Linked DNA regions of Homo sapiens: region 1 is linked to region 2. The links are chromatin contacts, found by Hi-C or POLR2A ChIA-PET in ENCODE. All regions are on one chromosome and are shown on one strand. The core of a region is the stretch at or near the end of the contact, and the rest is flanking DNA. Distances in the headings are between cores, read along the strand shown. Region 1 has its middle 8.3 kb from the start of TNFRSF14. Region 2 has its middle 25 kb from the start of PLCH2.

Region 1 (3,340 bases), core at 9-2,508, 97 kb before region 2:
CGGGGGACTCCAACTCCCTCTCAGCCAGGGCCAGGCCTGTGGGGTCCGGGCCTTCTCAGGGCCGAGGCCTCACTGCCCGAGCACGGGCCCTGCCTGCGGCAGTTACGCGGATGGTTCCTTTTTAAACGCAGGAGCTGCCGTCATCTTCTCTCACTCAGTGGTCATCACGGAAAGTGAAAACGACGGTGCTGCTCCTCCCACGGAGGAGAGACAAGCTCACAGGTGGGGAAGCCAGACCCTCGAGGATGAAGTGGGGGGCACAGCCCTGTCCTCCCTCAGATGCCCCAAGATAGGCCAGGGTGGGAGAAGGGGGCACCTGTCCCAGGCACTGGGTGGCCGCTGCCCGGCAGAGGGTCTCTGCCCCCATCAAAGGGAAGTGGAGGCCCCCAGGGTAGATTCTGTTTGGCCTGCATTTATGTAGCACCTACTTTATGTCTGGAAGTCGGGGGGCCCATGGGCAGGATCTGTTCAGCCCACATTTATGAGGCACCTGCTGTATGCCTGGCAGTGAGGGTGGGGCCCCAGGGGCAGGCTCTGTTCAGCCCACATTTATGAGGCACCCACTATATGCTGGGCAGTGGGTACAGGGATGGCTGCCCAGGCTGGCCTGTCCCACGGAGGAGAGACAGGCTCACAGCGGGGAAGCCAGAACCCCAAGTGTGAAGTGGGGGGCATGGGATCAGAGGCGGCCCAGACCCCATGAGCTGGGGCTGCACCAGGCACAGAAAGAGCAGTGGCAGCGACTCATGGCTTCAGGCTGCTCAGGTCCTGCCTGGGCCGACTGCAGGAAAAAACAAGGACTTCCGCCTCCCTGCGGTCCCTCCCCTACACCCGCCCACGTGGCCAGGACGTGAATGTCACCATGGGGACTTCCGCAGGGCCTAGTGCTTTCCTTTTTGTTTTTTGTGTTTTGTTTTTTTTTTTTTGAGTCTGGCTCTGTCACCCAGGCCGGAGTGCAACAGCGCGATCTTGGCTCACTGCAAGCTCCGCCTCCTGGGTTCACGCCATTCTCCTGCCTCAGCCTCCGGAGTAGCTGGGACTACAGGCGCCCGTCGCCATGCAAGGCTGATTTTTTGTATTTTTAGTAGAGATGGGGTTTCACCGTGTTAGCCAGGATGGTCTCGATCTCCTGACCTCGTGATCTTCCCGCCTCGGCCTCCCACACTGCTGGGATGACAGGCGTGATCCATCGCACCCGGCCAGGGCCTGGTGCTTTCCCAGACAGGTGACTGCCCGTCTGGTCTCGGCTTCCCCTAAGCAACATCCCAGGATCCTGCGGAAAGACCCACCCAGGCCTGGGCCTTCCCTGCTCGGTGCAGGGCTGTGGGCGCGACCCCTGGCAGCAGGCCAGGACGTGGGGGGCCGCCCTGCCAGAGCTGGGACAGGGCCAAGGGACCCTCCACCTCTGAATTTGCCTTGGGAGCTGAGACTTCTGATGGGAGACCTCAGACCTCTGTCTGTCTCTTCCTCTGTCTCTTCCTCTGAGCCACAGGGGCTGCAGGTCCAAGCCTTTTGCCTGGACAGGCCGCTAGCCACCAGGGGGCAGCAAAATCCAGGCCCTGCCTCCCCGGCCGCAGGTGCCACTTCCTAGAACCTGGGCTCCCTGTGCCATCACCTGCGTGCCTAACCCTGGGTGTGCATTTGGGGCCACACTCACTGCAGCCCTTTAAGAATCCACCCCCTCCTCCCTCCCCTCCCCCTGGGAAAACACAAGGGCTGCCCTCCATGGTCTGGTTGTCAGTGAGGGACACGGGGCTGGGCCCAGACACTAGAATAAATTATTCGGGTAATACATGGTTCGATGAGGGGCCAGGTGAGCCCGTGGGGGTTGGGCAGCCATGGTCGGGTTGGATCACGGTCCAAGGCCGGCCCCCACTGCTGCAGGGCCTCAGCCCACTCTCACTTCCTGTGTCTCTGTCATGGTCCCAGAGTGCAGGAGCCCCGTTTGCTCATCTCTAAAATGGAGTCATGTCGCTCTGCCTCCCGAGCTATTGGGAGGTGACTGGCGGACACTCCCACAGGTGGCTGGTACACAGCAGGGCTCACAGGGGCACTGGACAAACCGGGGCTCCCCCAGATTGCTGTGGGCAGGGAGGAGCTGTCCCCAGCTCAGAGCAGCCCTGACGGGCTTTCCAGCAGGGGCCAGGGTAGAGGCCAGCGGGGCAGGGCCCCAGCCCAGGGAGCCCCGAGCTCCCTGCCCACGTCTTGAGCAGAAGCCTCCAATCTCAGGGGCTGCAGTCGGCCAAGCTGTGGGCCAGAAACTCAGGCAGAAATTGCAGGGCTAGTGCCTTTATTAAAGCTCCATGGAGGGGCAGCTCCAAGGCCTGCACGCCACAGTTGGCCGCCATTGCCCAACTGACACAGCACATCCCCCCCGCAGTGCCTCCACAGCCCCACACCCCGGGGCAATTAGCACAGGGCCATGCCCTTCCATTGCGCAGCGTTCACCCACCCCACCACCACTTCAGCATAAACCGTGGAGTCCTTTCCCAGGCTGGACGGAGCCGGGGTCCAGCTGCGGGGCCTGGCTGGGGAAGCGCTGCCCGGCTGGGGAGGCGCTCCCCAGGCCCTCCCCACACACCTGCCCCTCCCCGCCGGGCGCATCCCCACCTCCCGCTGCCTCAAACCGCCTTCCTAACAACACCCTTTCCCCAGAGCCCCACCTCCAATATGTAGACTGGCCGCTCCCTCCATGGGAGGGGCTGCTCAGCCCACGCCCCGCCCTGGCGCTAGGCACCAAGCAGGAGGGGAACGGAAATCCTCTCTGGTTCGCTGGGAGATGGGGAGCCTGGCAAAGTGGCCACCAGGGCGTCCACCGGGTCCCCTGTGGGCGGGGTTGCTGGGCGCTGCTCCTGGGCAGAGGCCGAGGTCTCTCCGGCCCGTTGCTCTTCATTCACCGTGGCCTGAGACTCCCCAGTACTCGGTGGAGGGAGAAGGCCGGAAGGCTTCCCGGAGGCGGCGCGCCAGGCCTTCCCTGAGGTCCATCCGCGGCGCTCTCGGCGGCCCGGGCTCCGGGAATGAGGTGGCTGGTGAGGCCCGCGGAGTGGGAGGCCGGTAGGACGCGCGTCCTGCCCAGCGCAGGCGACAGACACCCCTGCCGCCACCCCCGCCAGGCTCGCCGGGGACGTTTCCTGTTCTGTCCCCAGCTGGGAGCTGGGCTGGCACCGCACGAACTTCTCGGACAGCAGGGAGAGCAGAAAGGTGGCAAGGAGCGCCCACCCGCCCCTGCCTGGCCCCGCAGGAGGGCCCTGCGCTACCGCCGCACCGCCACGCTCTTCACTCTGGAGCACCGGCCTCAACGAGCGCGCGGGGCGGAGGGCGGCCGGGAGGCGGCGGCGGC
Region 2 (3,275 bases), core at 208-2,707:
GCTTCAATGTCCTCATCTTTGCAATGGGCGATAACAGGGCGGACTGGAAACATATGCCTCAGGGGTCTTCACCTCCCAAGCAGCACCACACGGGGAAGGGCCCCAGGGAGCACGGCGCCCACAGACCACATCTCGAGCACAGTGGGGGCACTGGCGCTGTCGGGGGGCAGACTTGCGTTTTGGCAAATTGTCCCGGCTGCCCCACTGGAAGATCGGGGGACAGGCAGGAGGCTTGTAGCACGGTGGGGGATGGGCGGCCCAGGCCTGGGTGGAGGTGGTGAGGAGTCCCAGCTCTGAGAGCACTGAGGGGGCGCCCCGACCAGGAATGGATCCACGGGGAAGGGCGGGGTGAGCCAGGACTCTGAGAGCACTGAGGGGCGCCCCCACCGGGAATGGATCCATGGGAAGGGGTGGGGTGAGCCGGGACTTCCCGCCTGAGAAGCCAGGACCAGGTGCCAACAGGCACCCTTCCTCCAGGCTGTCCTCCTCTAGGCTCTGCTGAGCTCCGGGCAACAAAGGCACTGCCTTTGTTGTGTACTTGCTGCACCCGGGGCCAGGCCCAGCGGCGGTCAGCTGAGGACAGCGACTGGCCAAGCTCCAGGCCCTCCCAGGACCAAGGCTGACTGGGTGGCCAGGCGCCCCAGAAGGGAGGTTCATGCCCAGCCTCTGGTTGGGGAACCCTAGGCTAGCATCCCCTGTCCCCAGGGCCTGTGAATTATTTAAGCCCCTCCCTGGGCCCATCTGCTGCTCTCTGGGGCAGCTTGGGGTGGAGTGAACGGTGCATTTGCTCCCCGAATGCCTGCAAGGCGCCGCTGGAGGGAGGTGGACCCCACCTCAGCACCAGCCCTCACCTCCTGCTGCTCACGGTGGCCGCTCCCAAAGGCCAGAGGGGCTGGGGCAGGGAACAGGCAGGGAGGGCCAGGGCAGGAGGGAGAGCAGGAGGCAGGATCAAGGGCTCCCATCCCCACCAGATAGGCCCCCCTCCACGGGGCTCACTCCAGGACGGCAGCTGCTGCCTTTCAGCCAAGATGAAATACTTCCACGGGGCTGCTACCTGCCAGGCAGGGCCGGGGGATGGGGGGCGGCAGGGGGACCCAGGCCTCAGCGGCTTCTGGAGAACCTCCGGATTGCTCCCTGAAGCTCCAGCATCCTGGGTCGTGCGGCCCAGCTGCACTCAGCCTCCACCGTCCTTCTGCACACCTGGCTGCACACGGCGGCCACCGTGGTTCCAGGCTCAGCAATGCAGTGGGGGCTGCCCGCTGCCCCTACCAGCAAGGGAGCCTCGGGCCAGAGGGAGGGGGCGCCTTCCCGTGCACTGCCAAAGCTCGGGGCCCAGACGGAAGTCTCTGCTCAGCCTCCTCCGACAGGCCCACGGCAGAGCAGACCTCACTTCACAGGGTTGGCATTTCTGAAGGATGACAAAGATCCCGGGGCTCAGAACGTGTTTTCTGTGCAAACAGACACTTCCCCACCAGCATGCCGATGACAGGCATCCGTGACAGCTCAGCCTGAATCACAGTCCCCCCACCACCACCCACCGCCCCCCCGGCAGCCCAGACGCAGTGGGGGCAGGGCTGGGGCCAAGAGCACGTTAGGGTCCCAGGCCGGTGGGGCCAACTCGCTGCCCAGCCCCCAGGGAGGGGTCCCATTGGCCTGTCCTGCCCCCATTACCAGGGCTGTGGTCTGGGGGAAGGGCTCCCTGCTGCCAACGGTGGCTGACCCTCTGAGGGGTCAGAGCCCCCGAGAGCCCCCAGCCCACCCATGGCGCAGACTCCCACAGGGCTGCCCTCCACGGTGATAGGACATGTTGGTGGGTCGCGGCTCTCTGGCCTCACGGTGGCCCTTGGAGCCAGTTCCTGGGGCTGGAGTAGAGGGGCTTCCTCCAGAAGCCCTACTGGGGCTGCCAGGGGTTAGCTGGGCAGCACTGATCAGTCCAGAGGGGCGGCACTGATCTGTACAGCCCAGAAACGCACCTCCATCAGCCACATTCTCCGCGACAATCTCTGCCTGTCACTGCTAGTGGCATCCCTCGGAGACGCTACTGCGTATGATCTTCGGGGGCCGGGGAGGCACACACATCTCTGGCCCCAGACCCCACAATCGGGACACGAGGCAAGCCCACCACCGCCTGCCTTGGCTGGGAGGGGGAGGGCCCTGGGGAGTGGAGAAGCGCCCGGCACCTTGTTGACGTGGACACCAGCAACAGGCCTCCCTCCTGGAGCGCACTCGGCCCAGCTGCTGGCCTGGACCCCAGGCCCTGCCCCAAATTGCACCTCAAGTCCTATTTCCAGACAGCGTGTGCTGGGTGGCCGAGCCACAGCCCCTATGGCAGGGCCAGGGCCAGGGCTGTGTCCTGGGAGCCGACATCCCTAGCACAGGCGGGGGTCCCACTGCCGAGCTGTCCCTCCTTCTCTACAAGTCACCTGCTCACCCTCACAACCACTGTCACCCCCTTTTCACAGATGAGGAAACTGAGACCCAGAGACACAGGTATGTCCCCAAAACCCACAGTCCAGCAACTGGTGGGCGGACAGGTGGGGATTTGAGCCCAGGCTGGGGTCCCACGTGCTTGGCCTTGAACGCGCCTGGTCCAAGGGTCTGGAACCTGGGATGCAACAGTCAGCAGGCGGGGAGCGGGGGGTAGGCGGGGAGCGGGGGGCAGGCGGGGAGCGGGGGGGCAGGCGGGGAGAGGGGGGTAGGCGGGGAGCAGGGGGGCAGACAGGGAGCGGGGGGCAGGGGGGGAGTTGGAGTTGGAGGGCAGGCCGAGTGGGGGGCAGGTGGGGAGTGAGGGGGAAGGTGGGGAGTTAGGGGGCAGGTGGGGAATTGGGGGGCAAGCGGGGAGTGGGGCCAGGCAGGGAGTTGGGGGCAGGCTGTATAGGGCGCAGGCTGAATAGGGAGGCAGGCCGAGTTGGGGGCACTTGGTAACGAGCTCCTTTTCTGTGTTCTGAATGCCGCGGGAAACATCCCAGACGGCCCAGCCCATCTTCACTTCATGTAGAGCAGAGGCTCTGAAAAGTGGGGCACGTCCTGGTGAGCTAACGAGGCACCCAGAGGACCGGCCGCCTGTGCTGGAGGCCCACGGGGAGGGAGGGAATGGCTGGGTGTTTGAACCAGCTCTCGAAGGATCACATTTTGCAGACAAAAACCAAACTCCCTCCTGGGAGGAGGTGCCCGATATCTGCCCCCCCGTCGAGGCCCAGCCAAGAAGGGGACAGCAACGGATGAAGCCACCTCTGCCCAGGGTGCCTGTTCCTGGACAAGCCTCAGGGGACGGG

What was found. A loop is a pair of places that touch in the nucleus more often than their neighbours do. ChIA-PET counts read pairs that join two places held with the same protein, here RNA polymerase II (POLR2A). Pooled maps may share reads with other maps.
Region 1: a loop to region 2 is called in a map of PC-3, with 5 times the contacts of the local background. The contact joins two enhancer-like sites. A Hi-C loop is called at or near these places in 14 of 168 maps with a recorded cell type or tissue (IMR-90, PC-3, PC-9 and 9 more) and 20 of 50 pooled maps. POLR2A ChIA-PET finds 5 or more read pairs at or near these places in 3 of 52 experiments (PC-3, SK-N-SH and activated naive CD4-positive, alpha-beta T cell).

Annotation. Positions count from the first base shown.
Region 1 is chr1:2,546,394-2,549,733 of GRCh38, reverse strand. No RefSeq gene overlaps it. Among named protein-coding and RNA genes, the nearest start is that of TNFRSF14, 8.3 kb to the left of the region's middle. RefSeq lists an enhancer at 667-1,536. Within about 2 kb of position 1,258, at least 38 of the 41 ENCODE cell types and tissues checked have a DNase peak (open chromatin) inside an H3K27ac peak, as active enhancers do; they include PC-3, dorsolateral prefrontal cortex and endothelial cell of umbilical vein, where a contact is called at or near this core.
Region 2 is chr1:2,450,098-2,453,372 of GRCh38, reverse strand. It overlaps a transcript of PLCH2 not described here. Among named protein-coding and RNA genes, the nearest start is that of PLCH2, 25 kb to the left of the region's middle. RefSeq lists enhancers at 450-1,097, 1,098-1,746. Within about 2 kb of position 1,457, at least 3 of the 41 ENCODE cell types and tissues checked have a DNase peak (open chromatin) inside an H3K27ac peak, as active enhancers do; they include PC-3, dorsolateral prefrontal cortex and endothelial cell of umbilical vein, where a contact is called at or near this core.